Regions from separate parts of the Homo sapiens genome. Here region 2 is linked to region 1. Evidence: read pairs that join two places in POLR2A ChIA-PET (ENCODE). Cell type or tissue: Panc1. All regions are shown on one strand. Links, peaks and the distances in the headings refer to the core of each region. The heading gives the core; the rest is flanking DNA.

Region 1 (10,656 bases), core at 2,192-7,191:
ACATTAAAATTGATATACTGTAAACTAGTCAAAACATGGTGTATTATCCAATGGGCCTGAGATCTGATTTCAGCTTCATTTCACTCCAGCTGTGAGCATTTGGACAAATTACCTCACCTGTGTGAGCCTCAATTTTGTTAATGGTAAATGGAGATAGTTATAGATGACCTTTAAGTTTGTTAGATGATTAAATGATGTAATTCATGTAAAACACTACCACCATCCTCATGATAAAGATTTTTCTAGTCCAGGTAGGAATTATTTTTAATAAATTATTTTGATGGCCATATGCCTCTACTCAGCCTTCTCAGATCTTGGTCTTACACAAGGACTTCAGTAATTAATAAACTCTCTGATAACTATTTGATGAATATCTGCCTTGTATCCAGCTCTGTGCTGAGCATTTTTGAGGAAATAAAACAAACAATACAAATCCTTTGCACTTAAGGAGTAAGTAATCTAGCATGAGAGATAGAATTTACAGATAGATGCTGTGTAACAATTTATAGAATCTTAAAAATTGGAGAAGAACTTTAGGATTTATCTATGACAACCTTCTAGCCAATGAATAAAGTAATTTATTATGGAAGATCAATGAATAGTAGACCAGCAACAAGCTGAATGACCATTACTAACAGTGTGCCAATCATAGCTAGGGAAAACACTGTTTGAATATTTATCATGTGTCAGGCATTTTTTTCTTGGTATTTCACATATATTATTTATTTAATCCTTCTGTCATTCTTCTGAAAGAGGTATTGTTTATATCACTATTTTTCAGAAGGGGAAACTGAGGCACAGAGAAGTTAAATATGAAATCAGAGAACATATCTTAGAACAACATTAAACAATATTTTATGCCACTCAATATTTTTTTCAAGATCATTTCATACTGGACTTCAGCCTATCTACTGTTACCGGTACATGCTAATTTTTTATTTGTCCTTGTTTACTTTATTTATATTTTAAACATAATCTAATCAGAGATTTTCTTGTGAGGTTACATTGGCTTCCTTCAATGCCTCCATCTTCCTCTTAATTAACCTTACAAGTTTAGATGTTGTGATGGTGTCTTTGACACTGCATTTATTTCAAGCAAAAAAGTTTAAGTCTCCATGTATTAATCCCATTGTGAGTATTGGTGCATGCACACACCAAGTCCTAAGAATTATGCCTACTTCTCCAAACTTTGCTACTGAGAATTACCTCACCTTTCTTTTATGCAACACATACCTCCTCTACTCTCCATAGAATAACATTTTAGGATTTCCTTTAAGCATTTTCCTCTTCCTGTTCAAATTTCAATTTCAATTTTGCATGAGCAGGTGGGTGCGTCTCCTGACAAAAAGCACGGGTACTCATGGGTGTAGAGATGGGCAATGAGGAGAAAGCAGCCACATAGATACTTTGACTAAAAGATGTTCCAATCAGATTCCAAGTAATTTTCATTGGGTGATGACTGAAGCCACCCTAGAGCAGAGCCACTGAGCAAGTTTAAAGTTTAGATAAGGGCAACCTTGCACCTCTACTAACAACAACAACAACAAACAATCCAAACCAATCTCTGACCAGTGCATTGCAATGAGATTTCTGAGAGAGGCTGTTTTGTTGCTGAGTTCTTTTTGCCATTTAGTCTTTAAGGGATGCCTTTGAAACAATTCTGATATTAAATAAAAACCAACAAACTTCTGTCAACTTAAATATAGAAAATGTGTTACATATACACCATGGAATACTATGCAGCCATAAAAAAGAATGAGATCATGGCTGGGCATGGTGGCTCACACGTGCAATCCCAGCACTTTGGGAGGACAAAGTGGGCAGATCACTTGAGGTCAGGAGTTCGAGACCAGCCTGGCCAACATGGCAAAACCCTGTCTCTAACAAAAATACAAAAACTAACTGGGCATGGTGGCGTGCACCTGTAATCCCTGCTACCCAGCTACTCGGGAGGCTGAAGCATGGGAATAGCTTGAACCCTGGAGGTGGAGACTGCAGTGAGCTGAGATTGTGCCACTGCACTCCAGCCTGGCTGACAGAGTGAAACCCTGTCTTAAAAAAAAAAAAAAAAAAGAATGAGATCATGTCCTTTGCAGGAACATGGATGGATCTGGAGGTCATTATCCTTAGCAAACTAACGCCACAACAGAAAACCAAATACCACATGTTCTCACTTATTAGTGGGAGCTAAATGATAACACATGGACACATGGGGGGAACAATACACATTGGAGCCTACCAGAGGGTGGGGGATGGTAGGAGGGAGAGGATCAGGAAAAATCACTAATGGGTACTAGGCTTAATACCTGGGTGACTAAATAATATGTATAACAAACCCCTGTGACATGAGTTTACCTATATAACAAACCTGCACACATAGCCCTGAACCTAAAATAAAAGTTTTTTAAAAATCACAATTTTTTTAATTTTGAAAGGAGACTTTATTTTTTGTAAAGGGTTATAGCCTGCAAGGTGGCCATCCTGACAGGCTGAAAAGTGTAGCCTCTGGTTGAAACCCAGAAACAGTACTTCCCAGGATGAAGGGCTGAAGTAGGAACTTTATTCTGAAAGGATTGGCTAAACATACATATTCAGCAGATTGTAGGAAGAGCTATGAATATTAATTAATGGGTCCTGACACATGCATATTGAACAAAGATGCAGGTTACAAACAACCTATGTTCACCTTGGGGTGGAGACTTAACATTTAAGTGTGTTATAATTAGGCCCTATAGGTCAGAGGTTGAAGCAGAGACACAAAATCACTGAGGTGAGCAGCGTCTGTAAACTGGCCAGAACCAGTCCATGGTGGGTGACCGTCTCTTAACAGGAGAAAGTTACTGAACTCAGTCTCTTATGGAATCAGAGCTGTAGTTAAGGCTGGTGGAACAGGGAGTAAGTTACTCAGTGTCTGTGAACTGGGTGAGTTGTAGTTGTTGTAATCTTTTTTTTTTTTTTTTTTTTTTTTTTGAGACAGAGTCTTGGGCTGTCGTCCAGGCCGGAGGGCAGTGGTGCGATCTCGGCTCACTGCAAGCTCTGCCTCCCGGGTTCATGCCATTCTCCTGCCTCAGCCTCCCGAGTAGCTGGGACTACAGGCGCCCGCCACCACGCCCAGATAATTTTTGTATTTTTAGTAGAGACGGGGTTTCACTGTGTTAGCCAGGATGGTCTCGATCTCCTGACCTCATAATCCGCCCGCCTCAGCCTCCCAAAGTGCTGGGATTACAGACGTGAGCCACTGCGCCCGGCCATTTGTTGTAGTCTTGCTTACCTAGAGGCCAGTGCTTGTTTGGCTGCTAGAGAAAAAGAAACCTTGGGGCAGATTGAACCTAGTTTATTCTTTAAGTGCAGTATGCATGACTTAACCCTTGCCTGGCATGGCCCTAGGTCCTGCTTATAATTCAGTGTCTTATTGCCACAAAGAGTATGTTTTGTCAGTCTTATGATCTCTATTTTAACATGAATCCTGGTCAGTTGTGTTTAAACCAAAAAAGGGAAAGGGTATAACAAAGTATATCCTACCCTCCACCCCATCATGACTGGAAACTCAGTTTTTAAGGTTTCTCTGGGGTCCCTTTGGCCAAGAGGGGGTCCAATCAGTGGTTGAAAGGTGTATAATTTTATTTTTACTTTTTTTTTTTTCAGATGGAATTTTGCTCTGTTGCCCAGGCTGGAGTGCGTAGCGTAATCTCGGCTCACTGCAACCTCTGCCTCCCAGGTTCAAGCAATTCTCCTGCCTCGGTCTCCCGAGTAGCTGGGATTGCAGGCACGAGCCACTGCCCCCAGCTAATTTTTATATTTTTAGTAGAGACGGGGTTTCACCATTTTGGCTAGGCTGGTCTCGAACTCGGGATTTTATTTTTAGTTTATACTTCACTCCTCGTCTTCTAAAAGAAATAGGACTTTCATGATGTTTTCACTTTCTCATAAACTTGCAAAAGGAAAGATTTTGAAGAACCCAATAAAAAAATGAGTGCTTTATTTCTTTTATAAGTTATACGTGCACATTTTTATAATCATCTCAGTACCTAGGCTAGCAGCTAAAACTGTCACGCCAGTTCAGCAATGACCCTAATCTAGTAGGAATGGTGTGGAGTGTGACCCTGGGGAGGGAAAACCAGAGTGAGGCATGAGTAGAAGAAAAGCAAACCCAGATCATTTGTGCTTTCCCACGTGACAGTGGGTGGCAATGATGTTGAGATGGTTTGAAACATGAAAGAAATTTCTTAATATTAATGCTGTAGATACTGGAGAGCATAGTGAGAAAAAAAATCCTAAAACTTTGGTTTAGTTTCACAGAAGTAACATTGATTTTATTTATATAAACCTTTAGCTCCAATGTTGTTATTTCATGTAGCAGAGTAACAATTCTACAGCACTATATGTATGTTAGATTCATACTTTTGTAATTTTATTTGACTGTTAGCAAACTCCACATAGGATGACCACATGTTCTGGATTTTCCAAGAATAATCTAACTTCAATATTTTGGTCCAGCTGTGTCAGTAAATTATTACAACTTCCCCTAAGAAATTCTATACCCAGAGAAGTTATTAGAGTCCACAAAATCCTACGCTGACCTCAACATTGCTGAATGACAGGGCTACTTGGCATACAGGATCTTGGCAAAAGAAGGGTGGAGACAGGAGTGAGGGAAAGTAATTTTTGTTTCTCTCCTTTTGTGTGAGACTGACTCTCAATGACTTTTGGAAGCAGGGTCTGTTGGGGTACATACTTGGCAGCTGAAGTAGGGTCTATGGAACGCCCTGACCAGATCCCTCTTACTGGCGGGGGATACCACCCCCAGCTGCTATCAGCACTTCTTCACAAGGCTCACACCTGCCCCTCCTCCCGATAATTGCCCTGGGGTTGGTAGGGGGAGCTCCTAACCATGAAACACTTGGGAGATTTTGCCTTCCCCTGGGGGAGCCCCTCAGCCAGTGACTGGCTGGTACTGAGTGGAGAAGTCTGGGCTCCTCGACAGAAGGGATGACAACTCTGTGATGCCATCCACACTCCCAGCCTCCCCATGGGATCAGGCTAAGGGTAGATGTCAGCCAAACCCAAGCCCTTGCCAAGCACCTTCTCCTGTCCTTTCGTGCTTCTCACAACTCCTTACAGATTTTATTGGAGAGCTTAGCATCCCCAGCTCAGACACTGCTTCTACAGAACATGCACATCTTATCCAACCTATGTCTTTCACCTAGTTCTCTCTTCTGCCTCATGCTTACATCCAGCTGGACCACAGAAAAAAGTAAACTCAGTCACTTAATTCATTTTGCCACAAATGGTGATAGCCTTGACCTTCTTGAAAGTACTTACATAAGAAGATCTTAACCAGGGCCGGGCACGTTGGCTCACGCCTGTAATCCCAGCACTTTGGGAGGCCGAGGTGGGCGGATCACCTGAGGTTGGGAGTTCGAGACCAGCCTGACCAACATGGAGAAACCGCACCTCTACTAAAAATACAAAAAAATTAGCCAGGCGTGGTGGTGCATGCCTGTAATCCTAGCTACTCAGGAGGCTGAAGCAGGAGAATCGCTTGAACCCGGGAGGCAGAGATTGCGGTGGGCTGAGATCGCGCCGCTACACTCCAGCCTGGGCAACAGGAGCGAAACTCCACCAAAAAAAAAAAAAAAAGAAGAAGATTTTTAACCAAGTTAACTGAATTGGAGTTTAATGCAGTGTTTGGGTGGATATACCTAGACATATAAATCCTGGTCATGACATGGCAGACCAGTAATTCCCTCTGTTAAATGAAACTTGCAGGAGTTCGTTGATTTGGACTGGGCTCCCATAGTGGGCCCAACAGACCAAACTAATATATAATCATTCATGCTCAATGAAACTAATTAACTCAGGTAGCAAATAGCTGAGTTTTGGTTGGTTACAGCAGCTGCACTTTAGTCAATGGTAGACAGCCAGCTGATTCAAATAAAGCACCCAGCTGTAACCAGTTAAGTTATTCTTGCCCCACTTCTGTTTCCTGTCCATTAATGCTGCCTGACCCTGTAGCAGGCAGGAGTTCTTTGAACCTGCTCTGTTTCTTAGGGCTGCCCTGTTCATGAATCTTTTAAAATTCTCAAATAAACTCTGTTAAATTTAAACTTGCTTAAGGTTCTTCCTTTTTAACACTTTGAACCAATATTCTTTAAATATTAGTTGAACATCTGTCTAACAGAGAGGATAAGTTTTCTTTACAATGGAATCAGGGGAGGGAAGGGAAAGGTCCCTGGCCTCTTCTATGTTGCTCTGGATGAGTCAGCTCTGTTTCCAAACAAAACAAAACCTGGAGATTACTTGGCCCAACCCACTTGAGATAGTGGTAAAGGCCATTTGCTGTTTCTTGAGCATGCCCTTTTGGGATGAATTTTCTAGCCTCTTAACTCGTCACTTTTAATGGTTTTTCAAAATATTCCTTCCAGCCTCCCAGAATAGAAAATATAGTAATACCCATGAGAGGGGTTAATTTTCTCCACCGTGTGCTATTCCCATTGGTATGTCATTGCTCCGTCATAGCTCATTGCCCCAGGGAAACGGGGAGACTGACCTTTCCCTTAATCCAAATCTGTTTGTGCATCAAAGGAAGGAGTTGAAGCATAAAGAGGAGATTGACAGGGGTTCTGTTGCAGGCAGATTTGCCTTTGAAAGTCTGTCCTCAAGGTGAACTGAAGGCATCTCACACCATGTTTCTGACTGTCATGTGTGAACCTACAAATACTAGAGTCCTAAAATTGTATTCCCTTCCTCCACCACACAAAGGTTCATGGCAATGGGATGGGGATGGGACACGGGGTGGACAGGCATGATGGGTCAGTTGTAAATGTGCTACTAGAATTCAGAGACCACCTGTACAGTCAATTTTCATAGATTGAAGTTTAGAAAGCATACACATCTACTTAAAATTTATTTTTAAAAAAGAAATTATGGGAATCTTTGGAAAGTCAGACAATTCATCATAAAATCATCCTTAGGAACTGTGCAGAGAAGGACAATTGTAAATGAAGCCATTTGGCTGAAGTGTTCCACGTTACTACAGAAGCTCTATCTGGAGGCAAAACATGGACAGGACTTCTCTCAAGGACAGTAGATAATGGAAGAGTTTTGTTTAATCTACGTCTTCTGAAAAGCTTTCTGTTTGCATGTCTTTTATGTGCTCCCTTTTCTTTCTTGTCTTCTTTTGGATTGGTTATTCTTTATTATTCTTTTCTCACCTTCTATGTGTTTGAATACTGTAGTACTTCTTTTTAAAACATTTTGTGGTGTGTATTTAAGGTTTACAATGTGATGTTAAGGGATACTAATAGATAGTAAAGTAGATTAACATATCTGTCATCTCACATAGTTACTTATTTTGTGACAAGAGTTGCTAAAATCTACTTATTTAACAAAACTCCCTAACACAATTTTGTTAACTCTAGTCCTCACGTTGTACATTAGACCTCTAGACTTGTTTATCCTATATTACTTTGTGCTTAATTTGGTGGTTACTCCAGAGATTATAACATGCATCCTTGACTTATCAATTCTAATATTAACACTCTCACTGTCCAGACAGTACAATGATTTTAGAGCACTTTATTCCCTTATAATTTATATGCCATTGTTGTCATATGTTTTATGTCTCCCTGTTATTTTATCATCAAAGATACTTTTTGCAGTCAATGTTTATTAAATTACCAACATTTTGTTGTCCTTTATTCCTTCTTGCATTTTCAAGCCTCCATTGGGACACTTTTATTTCTACCTGTAAAAGACATTTAATATTTTCTTTAGTGCAGGACCATTGCACAAATGATTCCAGTTAGTTTGTCTAAAAAGAAAGGATATTTAATATTTAAATATTAAACCAACTCAGTTAACACTTGCAGACTTATTTTGAAACATTCCTGATCTGTGTCTCCCTGTTTCTTCATTACATCTTTTCTGCATTCTTTTCCTTTTCTTTCCAAGTTTTATTTTAGGTTCAGGGGGTACACGTGCAGTTTTGCTATATGAGTAAACCGTGTGTCTCAGGGGTTTGTTGCACCATTTAGTCACTCAAGTAATAAGCATAGTACCTGATAGGTAATTTTTTTATCCTCACCCTCTTCCTACCCTCCACCCTCAAGTAGTTCCTCATGTCTATGTTCCCTTCTTTGTGTCTATGTTACTCGGTATTTAGCTCCCACCTACAAGAGAGAACAGGCAGTATTTGGTTTTCTGTTCCTGTATTAATTTGCTTAGGATAATAGCCTCCAGCTCCACCCATGTTGCTGCAAAGGACATGGTCTCATTGTATTTTTTTTGTTATGGCCGTATAGCATTCCATGGTGTATATGTTCCACAATTTCTTTATCCAAATCTGCATTATTTTAGTTTCAAATTCACTGTTGGTATTTTAATTCACCATACCATTATTTTTAAAGCATCTTTTTACTCAATCATCTTTCATCCCCAAAGTTTGAAATGGTAAAAATGGAAACGGACAGTTAGTCTCCTTCATGTCACTATACACTCCCTGTTTTCCTGTTAGAAGCACCACCTCCCCTTTTTAGTGCCCTGGGTTCCAATGTTTCTCCTTGACCAAAAGAGTCATCATTGTCCATCCCCAGCCAACCCAGCCCTCCTGGAGTGAAGCCCCGTGAGCCCCCGTGAGCTACAGTCAGAGCCTCAAGATTAACCACAGTGCTGGGGGAGGCTGTGGAGCTCATGTGTGGGACTATCTTATTCAACGATTAAGGCAATGTGCCTGGAAAGGTTAAGGATACAATGTTGTTTCTCACATATTTGCATTTAAGAGATTTTCCATATATTGTAGTACTTGGTAGACATTCCAGGAGTCCTTAGGTGATTTTTGAGGTAAGAAGGAAAATTTCCCAGGTTTATAGTGTAGGTATGAAAAGTAAAACATAATTACTTGTTTATTATATTTTAGTGATATTGCCATAAGGTATTTTATATCAGGATAGTAGCACTATAAACAATTTCCTTATACAATTAGAACATATTTGATATAAGAAAAAAACAAAATACTGAGAAGGAGAGCAATAGAACAAGAAGGTGAAGGGGAAGGGGGAAAGGAAATGAAAGGGAAGAAACCAATGGTCATGGAGACCAACCTCATCAACTCCCTTCTTGCCATGCCAGCCTGGCTAAGTTATCTGCTATTTTCTGCTGTCTTTAAATTCTTGCTTCACTCCGTTATCTTGATTCTGTGGCACACACTCATCTCCCTCCTTTTCATACAACCCTGATCCTGGAGCACTTTATAAGAAGTACTTTCTAGGATGCGCATACAGGTGGTCCCTGACTTACAAGCGTTTGACTGACAGTATTTTGACTCAATTAACGTAGCCATACAACTATTTTGTTTTTCACTTTTAGTACAGTATTCAATAAATTGCATGAAATTTTCAACACTTTATTATAAAGGGAGATTTTCGTTAGATGATTTTGCCCAACTATAGGCTAACAGCTTCTTTCGTCTATTCCTTTCTAAAGGAATAAGCTAATGTATCTGAGCACGATTAAGGTAGGCTACACTAAGCTGTGATGTTTGGTAGGTTAGGTGTATTACATGCATGTTCAAATGATAATATTTTCAATTGATGATTGACTTATCAGAATTATCTCCCTTGTAATTCAGGGAGCACCTGTACTTTCAATACCTTACCCAAGAAACTTTCCCCTGTGGGGAAAACAAGACTGTGTTCCCTTGACATATTCCAGAAAACCACTGTGGTCATCTTTTCTCCTCTGAAGTTTGAAATGTGCGTAAAATGTCCATAAAATCCAGCTGACTTTTATTTGTTTTTAACAAAGTTGGCTTCCAGCCTAAGTCTGGCCTCAGAATGAAGCTGCTTTGGGACCCCTCCCACTAGTAGATTCAGAATCAAACTGTTTCCTATCCGCGTTCATTGCACCTGCTCCGGGGACTCTGCCTGTTGTCAGATATGAAATATACAAACAAATCTCACTTCAAGGTGTCTTGTTTCCGTGGATTATTTTTAGTTGGAATAAGCACCTGCTTCTGCTTTTTGCATTTCTTCAGCACTAGTGTATCTCCCGTCACTCCTTTCTTTCTCCCTGTCTCCATTTTCCTTTTTCTGGATTTACTGATGAAGGAGTTGAAGGTCCTCCCAATGAGTGTTGAAGGTCGCTCATTTTTTTAAGTGCATGAAGAGTAAATACTGAGTTTCATCTGGTTCTAAAAGAGGCATTCATGGGTGAGTTCATAGCAACACTTTCTGTCTATTGAAATGACATCCCAGTGGCAGAAGGTGCATTTGTCGGTTTCATCACCATATCATCTCTTGGGCACCATGGCTATGGTGCTTTCTTTTGGTGCCCTTTGCCTTGGCATGTTGTCTGTGAAGGAGCCTGGCATTGCAGTTCCCCCCTTGATCTCCAACAGGCATTTAGGGGCAGTACACTCCACCCACATCCCTGCTGGCTCCAGAGTCCACTGAAGATATAGTGCTTGGTTCATTGGATGGATAGCTATTCCCTTCACTTCGGCTACCTTAAACATAAATATAAGTAGCTTGTATTTATATAATGATTTAAAGATTTTTACATATATTACTTCATATACTTTTTATAAACTCTGTGAAGTATGGGAGTTTAATGGAAGCATTTTTTAGCTGTGGAAACTGAGCCTTGGGTTATGCAATA
Region 2 (10,656 bases), core at 2,300-7,299, 110 kb before region 1:
TCGCAGGGAGAGCACAGGTTGAGCCCATCCCTGGGAGAGGGTGCGTCGTGATGGAAACATTTGCTCCTGAGCAGGTAACCGGTCCACTTGCAGAAACCGGTGGACGATGAGTAGGTGGACCACAAAGGCGTCCTCGGCACTTTGGGGGCAGGTGTATTATTTTTAACATTCGGGGCAGCTCATAGGAATACATCCTCCAGAGAAGGCGGGAAGAACTCCGTGATTGCTTTCTTTTAATTGATACTCTCCGTCTGGTAGGCCTCATGGGTCTCCATCATGGAATCACAGAACTTGAGAATAAAGGGGCTTCATCACCTTAGCTTCCACTCGGTGAGCACTAGCTCTACCTGGTATCTCATTTGATCCACACTCCTTTAAGGTAAAGATTTTTACCAGATTTACGGTGAGGAAAGTTCAGCTCAGATTTGCTCCAGGCCACGTGAACGGTAACTGTGCCAGCTGAGATTTGAACTGGGATGTGGTAGATGGCAAAGCCATGTAAGTATATTACGGGATCAGAAATGCCTCTCATCCCTCAGTCACTCAGGTGACTCCAGAGGACTGAGACTTGCCATAAGCCCAGCCAGAACTAGATGTGCGGAATACAGCCCTCCCCCGACCCCACCCCACTGTGTCCCTGAAACAGGACGCTTTCCTGAAGAACCTGAGTTAAGGCCACCCTACCTGAATTTCCACTAAGTGTCAAGACAGGCTAGTATTTTGAAATTCAGAGCAAAGTTTGTGTAGAAAAGGCTCCCAGCCCCTGACAGCTACCTAGATGTGTTGTTGATATCGTTACAAATTAGGAAATGGTCTCCTAGTTCTCAAATGGTGAGTCTTAAGCTTCAGTTTGTAAAAACAAGCCCTAAAATGATGAAACATTAATTCTGCATTTATCTTCTTTCTGATTCCTTTTGTCTTATATTTTAATTTTTTTTTTTTTTTTAGCTTTCTGACTTACGGGTGTAATCCATTTAGCTTTGCTTTTTTACTGATAGAGTTATTTAGTTCTGTTATTTTTCTTCTAATAACTGCTTTAGCTGTGTCACATAGGTTCAGCTATGTTGTGTTTTATTATTAAGAAATTCTGCAATTTAATTTTGTGTTTAATTTTTGACCTAATGGGTAGCAGAACATTTTAAATGACCCTGTGGTCATTCGATAGGGTCAGTAAAATCCGGACTCTGGAAACAAACATACCCAGTTTCTACAACAACGATGCACAAAGAAAAACAAGAGAGATGGAGACAGAACCAAGAGATTAAAAAAAGACTTAGCCAACTGCCATGTATGGATCTTATTGGATTCTTTTTTTTTTTTTTTTTTGGATCTTATTGGATTCTAATCAAAGAATAAACTAGTAGAAAATCAATTTTTATGAGACAACCTTGGAAAATATGACACTGACAGGATATTTTCTAGTATTAATGAACAATTTATGTTAGGGGTGATAATGTGATTACACACACACATATATTTTTCTTTTCTTAAGTCCTTGCTTTTCAAGAACAGTGCCAAAATATTTCCTAGTGAAATAACATTATGCCTGGAGTTGTTTCAAAATAATTTGGGGTGGGGAAATGGATAGGGCCTATATATATACGAAATACTATCAGCCATGGATTGTGGATAATCGCTGAAGCTTGATGATGGATATGCAGCAGTTCATCTTACTAGTCTGTCTCCTTTTGTAATGCTTGAAAAATTCCATAATGAAAACATTTTTAAATTACAGATGAACATACCATTTTCTCTTTACCCAGCATTTCCCTTTATAGGAAATTATCTTGTAGATATACTTGCTCCTGTGTAAAACGATAGACACACAAGAGTAGTCATTGTAGAATTGTTTGTAATAGAAAAATACTGGGCCATGTTATGTGTTCGTCAACAAGGGCTTAGTTAAATACAGTATGGTGCATTTTAGAATTATTTACATATGCGGCTGTTAAAATGAACGAGGTAACTATATTTACTGATTTGGCATGATCTCCAAGATAAATCAACTGAGAAAAATAAAAGTAGAGAACACTTTGTAGGTAGAAACCAACCATTTGTGTTCATGAGCAAAGAAAGGACGGGGGAAGACAATGTATATTTATAAGCGGTTGCTTCTGGGGAGATCTGAGTGGCTAGGGGTCATGGGGTGGAAAGGAGATTAATTTTTACTGTACACATTTTTATTTCTTGTAAATTTTGAGCTATGTTAATGTACTCATTCAAAAACTAAATATATATATACACGAATATATACATATATACGTATATATACACGAATATATATATACGTATATATACGTATGTATGTACATATACATGTATATATGTGTATATATACGTGTATATATACACGTATATATACATATATACATATACACATATACACACATATACACATGTATGTATATGTATATATGTATCTGTATGTATATATGTATATATATGTGTATATATGTATATATATGTGTGTATATATATATGTGTGTGTGTGTATATATATATGTATTTGAGATGGAGTCTTGCTCTGTTGCCCATGCTGGAGTACAGTGGCACTGTCTTGGCTCACTGAAACCTCTGCCTCCCAGGTGCAAGCGATTCTCCTGCCTCAGCCTCCTGAGTAGCTGGGACTACAGGCATGTGCCACCATACCCGGCTAATTTTTTATAATTTTAGTAGACACGAGGTTTCATCATGTTAGCCAGGATGGTCTTGATCTCCTGATCTTGTGATCCACCCACTTGGCCTCCCAAAGTGCTGAAATTACAGGCGTGGGCGACCATGCCTGGCCCAAAAACTAAATATATTTTAAAAATAAAAGCAACAGACTCCTTTAAGGAAAATAGGAAACAAATTTGTTAAACTGATATTAATAGTAAGTCAAAGGAGGATGGCAAGAAATTGAGGAGGGGAATGCAATTTCTGGGTTTAATGACATATGCTTTCATGAGCAATTCCATCGAAGGACAAAGTATTAAAAACAAATTTTCATGAGACAATCTAAGAAAATATGTTTTGAAAAGTTCCATCCATCTTGTACATCATTATATTCCTAGGACCTAATTAATTATAGAGCATGGCACATAGTATGTGCTTAATAAATATGTGTATTGAATAAGTGACAGATCACAGAATTGTTTGTGACAAGTCTTTCACTATAGAAAGCGTAATGCTGTCTATGGCAGCATAGCTTGATCTTTGAAGTCAAGCCAGGATTTGAATCTCTGTTCTATCTATGACTACTATGATCTCCAGTAACTACAAAACTTCCCTAACCCTCAGTTTGCTAGTTTGTAAAATGGGCTAATAACATATAGTCTGTGAAATTGTGGCGAAGGTCTTTTGAGATGCACATAAACCACTTAGAACTATTAACACATTACTTGGCATGAAGTAGGCCCTTTGTAAAGTCCTCTGTTTTATTCAATGGCAAAGGGGAAATTAATCCAGAATAAGAAGGAAATGGACTGAACTCCCACCAGAAGAAGAATTAAGGTTCAGATCCTGTTCAGATCCTGTTTCTTCTTGAGAGAAAACCTCTCTGCTATGGATAAAAGGCTAGTTCATGGAAGAAAATAAAAACAAAAAGTACTATTTCCTGGGGAAAGGATCAACGGTGACTGTGATCAGTTATTCAAGTTCTTCTTTTGTTTATTCCAATTATCCTGACATTCCTTCTTGAGACAACACTGCCCATAACGTTTTCCCGTCTCTCCTGTAGGTGGGCTTCAGGGAGAGGCACAGCTAGGAAGGGAGGAAAGAGAGGAAAAGACTTCCTGCGGCTAGCAGGTCTCAAAGCCTTGTCCCAGAGTGCAGCAGGATCCCCTGCAAACCTGTTAGAAGTGCACATTCTCAGGCCAGCTCCTGCTTTAACACGCCCTCCAGGTGATTCTGATGACTAAAGGTGATTTGAAGTAAAATAAATACCACTTAGGGCTTCCAACTCTGGACTCGGTAATTTACCAGAAACCTACGAAATGTCAGTTTAGGGCGTGGGGGAGGGACAGGGAAATAGAGATAGACTAAACATAGACTAGACTCAGGAACTCTAAAATCCAGTTGGAAGTATTACTTCCTCTGTCAGTTACTTCACTCAGGGAAGCAGGAGGTAGAAGTTTGAGCCAGGAGGTAGAAGTTTCAGCCAGTGGGTCTGAGCTGTACAAATGCTGAAATTTCATTCTCTGGGAGAGGCCAAAGAAAGGCAGGGCTTCTAGGCGTGTGCTCGCAACTGCCACCCTGTGGTGGGGTCGTGGGGGGGAGGCTGGTGGGCTAGACCCATCTGTGCAGGGGCCAACAGTAGCCTCCTACCCGGATGGGGGCTACCCCAGGGGGATTAGGATGAGCTCACCATTACCAGGTAGAAAGTGAACACAGGAAAACATGAGCTGGAGGTCAGACCGCCCTATGTTCGTTACCCTAACTGACCACTGCCATCAAGATTGTTAAGCATTTTGTCACCGTTAAAGGATTTCACACAAGCTGTTCCTCCCACTCAAACCTTGGCCAGGAAACTGGTGGATGATTTGCCCTTGATTCAGAGGCAATCATTCTTAATTGCCTCACATGGTTGGAAGGTGAGTAAGTGTCTAAGATCATAAATGCTGGCGGGAAGGGGTCAGGAGTGATCAAACCAGCACCCCTCCTGGCAGTGGGGTCAGGAGGCAAGTCCCTGCATGCCTTCCCATGACACAGTACCAGATCCCAGGGTGGTGGCACAGAAAGCTGGATTCGCTTTTTCTGGAAACACTATTTGCCCGGATCCAGCAGGGAAGTCTATGAAAGATGACTCTACGGGCAGGGTATGCACCTGCCTGTGCCCGTGAGCTGGGTGCAGTTGTGACGGGAGACCCAAGGGCCTCCAGCAAACAGGAGGAACTTGATCTGGTTACAGGAACGATCTTGCAGGATCCAAACTTTGTTTCTCTGCCTGTCAGACTTTCAGGAAAAGCTCAGCTTTCCACAAAGGGCAAGCTCTTTTCCTTTTCTTCTCCCTTCTGCCATGCTCTGGTTAGGAGGGAAAATGATTGGCTCTTTCTTGAGATACACAATTTCCATATCCCATTTCTTCCCTCTCTCCTTTTTCACAAACTATTTGTTGGATATAAATAATCAGTGTTTAAAGCCTCAAAACATGCCTGACTTTTAGCCAAATCCACAAACAACTCCATGATTCCGAGTTTCCCATCCTTGGTTAGAGTTTATTTGGAGCGTCGGATACAGTTTCCACTGTGGCTTTGATACCTCTTTAAGAAAGACTCTGTTTGGTACATTAATGACCAATAGAATGAAACTATTCACACCCATAGTTCATTTGGGCCAGTAAATGTTGCTGGATGGTTTCAGATGAAAAGTATTTGTAAGGTAGACTCTGAAAAACTTTGCTTCTTATTTGAGATCTCTTTGTCTCTGATTTCAGTCCTTTTCAGGAGCAATCCATTCACTTCTCTGCCTGCCTTCTCTTAGAGTTTTACTCTTTTTTTCCTCTGTCAATGATTCCAAAATCCATTTAAAGGAAGTATTAATGTCTAAAGTCTGTGCAAACCTGGCAAAATTCTCTTTTGAGTGAACGGTTTGCTTCCCTAAAATACCTGAAATGGGAGATTCTTCCAGGCATTTCTGAAATGGGGGAGTCTCATGCCTCACTTGTTCCTCAGAATGTTTATGTTATTTTATTTGAGACAGAGTCTTACTCTGTCACCCAGGCTGGAATGCAGTGGAGCAATCTCCGCTCACTGTAAACTCTGCCTTCCCTGATTCAAGTGATTCCCCTGCCATGGCCTCCCAAAGTGCTAGGATTACAGGCGTGAGCCACCATGGCTGGCAAGAGTGTTTATTTTAAACCACACCAAGATCTGTTATTCTTTGTGAATTAACTTTATGAGTCAACATTAAAAATTTGAAATCCCAAGTTCTCTCTTCACTGCCACCAAGGTCGTTTTGTGCTATTTCCACTTTGATTAGGGTCATTAACAGAAAATCCCAATAGTCTAACTAGAAAGAGCCTGGACTGGCCAGGCTCTAGGAGGCAGGGGGTGAACCCCAGGTCCAGGAGCTCCTATGGAGCAGTGTATGTGGCCACAGGTAACACCCTTCACCTTTGTATGTCTTCTTTACATTATCTGTGAAATAAAGAATGTACCACCTCTCTTCTTCCTTTAAAGAGTTATTTCACATTATCTAGTTTTTCCTCAAGCCACTTTTATGGCTAATTGACAATTGAGAATGTCTCCTGTGGCTAATTCTGCCCCATGGTACAGATTTGTGTGTGATGAAAACCTATGCTTTAAGTTCTAGAGAGCATGTTTAGGAATACCTTTCACCTATTTCAGAAGGTACTTTAAAATTGGACCTGGGAGTCATGACAGAGCTTCCTGGAACAACCAAGCATCTTTCTCCATCCTTGCAATAGTAGTTGACTGCTGAAGTACCAGAAACAGATTTTCTAAAATATCTGACCTTCAGCATCTCCTGGCAGGACTGTTTGGCAAAAATAAAAAAACCTTCAAAAATTCTGGGCCATCCTAACACTATAAATATACTTGGAATCGTGTGTACAGTCAGAGATGCTGAGCAATTACTCCTCAGTAAGACCAGAGGAGTCATTGTCTCCATGGAGGGCCGGAGGGGTTCCAGCGGTGAATCACCATCAGATATCTGAACTATTCATGTAGCCATCTTTAAACTCGAGGGCTTTTTCTTATCTTTTTTTTTTTTTTGGCCTTCCTTTTGATAACTTGAAATTCAATTTCCATTTGGCACATGGCTGTAATGTAATCTAGCTTCCCAGCCATTGCTAACACTTTCTGGACTCAGTTCTCTGTCTCACGCTCTTTGCATGGAGGGTCTGTCTGTATTGCTGTATTGCTTCTGGTCCCTTGAATTTCCAGGTCAGGGTAGAAGCAGATGGAAAGAATGCTTGAGAGGTTTTCTTTTTCTAAGAATATGTTTGGAAAATGATGAGGTCAGGAAAGCAGACACTGCAATCCTGCGCAGGAGAGAGTCTTTGAGAGCCCTCGCTGCTCACTCTCTTTGCACCTCACATGTTCTACCTGCGGCCAGTGAGGGGAGAGCCTTTCATCCTGTGACTGCTGGAACTCCCTTCCTCACTCTCTTCTGCCTGGTGGACTCCTGTTTATCCTTAGACCAAATAAGGTATCCCAACTAGGAAAGCTGCATGGATAGCCATCATAGCCTCATTTTTGACCAGTCCACTCCTTCTTTCCCATGTTTATAACAACAGAGGAGACTGTGAGCTCCTTAGGGGCAAGAACTGAGACATTTGAATCTGTGTTCACAGCACTTTGCAGCTTGATCAGTATTACTGAATTTAATTCAGTTTTCTTGAAAATGCCTAAGCTGCTGGGCGTGGTGGCTCACGCCTATAATCCCAGCACTTTGGGAGGCCAAGGTGGGTGGATCACAAGGTCAAGAGATAGAGACCATCCTGGCTAACACGGTGAAACCCTGTCTCTACTAAAAATACAAAAAATTAGCTGGACGTGGTGGCGGGCGCCTGTAGTCCCAGCTACTCAGGAGGCTGAGGCAGGAGAATGGCATGAACCCAGGAGGTGGAGCTTGCAGTGAGCTGAGATCGCTCCACTGCACTCCAGCCTGGGTGACAGAGCGAGACTCTGTCTCAAAAAAAAAAAAAAAAAAGAAGAAGGAAAGAAAATGCCTAAGCCAACATAAGGCTGCTATATAATGGCTCTATATGACCCTGCTCAGAACAAACACATCAAGCCCATTTCCCATTTAGGCAGTCGAGTTATCTGGGCTTTGCACCGAGATCCAGTTGGCAAATAACTTGAATTAAAGCAAAGCCAAGAGCTTGGCCTTCCAGATATCAGCAGATGCAAACTTGGGAATCTCTGCCTGAATTAAAGGAAGTAACCCCCAGGTTACAGCATCCGCAGATACAATGAAGAGCTGAAAATGAGGCTGCAGGGAAGTGTGCATGTGGACGTTCTTGGGATGGTGCTTCTCTCTCAGAGTCCAGCTTTTCTTTGCTAGTGAGGGGCTTCTTCTCCTGCCCCAATCCTCCCCCCGCTGCCACCACCACCACCAGCCTAGGCCTTAATCGCAGAGAAGGCCACTCATTGAGGGACTTCCTTGAAATCTGCATCCTGCAAACGGAAGCCACCATCTTAATTTTTAGGAGTCTATCTGGGGAATTCATGGCTTTAGTTTCTGCTTGAAGCTTGTTGATTTTCTATCAAATGCTTTAAAAAATTTCTGTCTGCATAAATGGTAACATACAAAGTTAAACAAAAATTCTGTCTCCCACAGAAATTCCATAAAGGTTCTTTCATCTCTACCAGCATGAGCATGTCTCATTTGTGGAAGCAGGCCTACTTGCCATGACAACAACTATTCTGTGGCTTTGCAGAGGTACCCTCACAGTTGCAGTGTGCTTTTGCTAGGCAGCCGGCAGAGATGGCCCACATATGACCACTGCCTTTCAACCCTACCTGTTTTAAGGTGGACTCACTTGGATTGAGAAACTGGTATTTTCCCCTCACTTGCACGTATTTTGGATGTATAAATATTTTCAAAAGATAAGTTTGACTAATACATGCACACCTTCCTTGACTATCACCATCCAAACCCACAGAGATGACTGGGAATTTCCAAGTCATGTAATCCTAATGTTGATTTGAGCATCCACAGCCTGTCTTAGAACACTTTCCAACCAAGACTGGAACCAGCACTTTGGCACTTGCAGAATCACAGCCTTCCCTTCACAGCCTTCCCTTACGAGAAGTACGGCTTCACCCAGCCAGTTGGCTTTGTATCGAGAATTCATTTATTTTGGACAGGTCACTCTTCCTCACTTACAACTGGCACGTGGATGCAGAGAAAGGACAGCAGCTCCTGGCTGGAGCAGAACTAATGGGGCAGACAGTTAGTGAGCATACACATGATGGCCCTGATCCTAGATGCAGAGTTTGGAGGAGCAATCTTTCGTCATCACTACTACCACCATGATTGCCACTATGATGTTCATCTTATTTATTAGCATATTTTGACTGCTGATAGGGTGACATTTTTGGTATAGGAAGGTGAGATCCAGAGTGGATCTTACTCTTAGAGTCTTGAAAGATTACTTTCTTCCCCTTTCCGTCTGAAGCTCTCAGAAGACAGGCAGTTTCAGAGGGACCCTACATCCAACGTGATGTAGCAGGCAGCAGAGCAAGGGCAGAGGGGAGACCAGGCTGAGCCAAGGCAGCACCAGGTCATGGTGTCCTCTCTGTGGGTGCAAGAAAGCAGCAGGAGGTGGGGGTAGGAATGGCTGAGAGAGGGTGTTGTGGCCCAAAGAAGGAGAAAGCCTTCATGCTTTGAGGCTTTAGCTCACAGAGAGGGAACCTCAGAGACCAGTTGGGAGGAGCAGGCCCAGTGAGAACAAAAGGAGACCCTCTGCAGGAAAAATGGGCAAGTGAGGGAAAGAAAGAGACTATGGGGAGAGCAAGCCAAAGGAAGTTTTTGTTGGGGAAATATTCAAGGAGTCTGCACTTGGCAGCTGTGCAATTTATATGTGCAAACAAGGGCGCTGGGTGTAATTCACCTGCTGATTTCTGGGAGTCGGGAATCATTTTAGAGGAAGAAGCTGAAGTTGCCCCCAGAAGTCTCCCATGATGCTCATGTGTGGCTGTGGCTATTCTAAGTAGGCCCTGGCATTGCAAGCCCAGCAAGATAGCCAGATAGGGAAGGATAGGGGAGATTTGCCAGCTCTTTAGGTCAGCCCCCAAGTTAATAGTAAATTTTACATTTTTGTGCCATAAAGGCATTAACATAATTAACAGCTTGGTGCCAGTTTAAATATGCGTATGTGCTTAGGATCAATGCTACCATTTTGATCATTGTTTGAGAGAATCCCATTTCTGATGTGTTAGTAAATAATATGATATTATTGTTCACATGCCCATCTAGGCTCTTTGTCCCAGAAAGAGGATGCGAAGGGGTGATATAAAATCCACCTTGGAGCCATCTCAGGGCTGGTTGTTCTTGATTCCTCTGAAGACCTGGAGCTGCCTGTGTGAATCAGACTGGAAAAACACGTGGCTGCACTTTTCCATGAAGTAGGTAACAAAGCCACAGTTCATGCCTGGGAAACTTGCCCTAGCATCTCCGCCAGGAGAGCAAGCCGACTCATGCCTGGACTCCCACACGAGGGCCAGTGCCAAGTACGCTGGAATGAAGGGACACTGCCAAGGATCAGGAATACCAGGAGCTCAGCCCACTTACCAGGCTGAGCTGGGGATGCTGAGATTACTGTGCACACTCAGGCAGAGCTGGAAGCTGAGTCTGCCATCCAGAAGGCTGGACCCAGACAGAGTTCAGGGATCACACCAGAATCGGGACACAGGAGAAGTTTGCTAACCTAGGTCCAACCCAGAATCAGATTCAGATTCAGAGCAGGAGGTCAGCAGGACAGCTTTGTCCCCCAAAAGGAATCAGGCGGAGGCCGGAGAGGCAGCTTGCCAGCTAGGAGAACACCTGAGCAGTCTTAAACCCAGGCAGGTTACTGGCAGTTGCTTCACCTTCTAGTGGCCTCACTTGCACACCAGCTTTCCCCAAGCAGATAACCCCACATAGCTGCAAAATGAATTATTTTCTCTTGTCTGCTTCTAGAGGGTCCATGACCATTCTATTGGCAGTTGG

Evidence for each region. ChIA-PET counts read pairs that join two places held together with the same protein. Peaks named below come from ENCODE experiments on the same cell type or tissue, not always from the same donor. Only the 100,000 strongest peaks of a DNase experiment are listed, where the experiment ranks them.
Region 2: POLR2A ChIA-PET joins it to region 1 with 14 read pairs; 12 of 35 experiments call an interaction of 5 or more read pairs at or near these places.

Annotation. Positions count from the first base shown.
Region 1 is chr2:105,504,883-105,515,538 of GRCh38, forward strand. No RefSeq gene overlaps it. Among named protein-coding and RNA genes, the nearest start is that of LINC02946, 100 kb to the right of the region's middle. In Panc1, for the core only: no CTCF peak of the experiment used is centred there; no DNase peak of the experiment used is centred there; H3K27ac peaks cover 4,966 bases.
Region 2 is chr2:105,399,757-105,410,412 of GRCh38, forward strand. It overlaps a transcript of FHL2 not described here. Among named protein-coding and RNA genes, the nearest start is that of FHL2, 6.0 kb to the left of the region's middle. In Panc1, for the core only: CTCF peaks have their summits at 4,239 (motif pointing left) and 4,484; DNase peaks (open chromatin) are centred at 3,901 and 4,505; H3K4me3 peaks cover 866 bases; H3K27ac peaks cover 5,000 bases.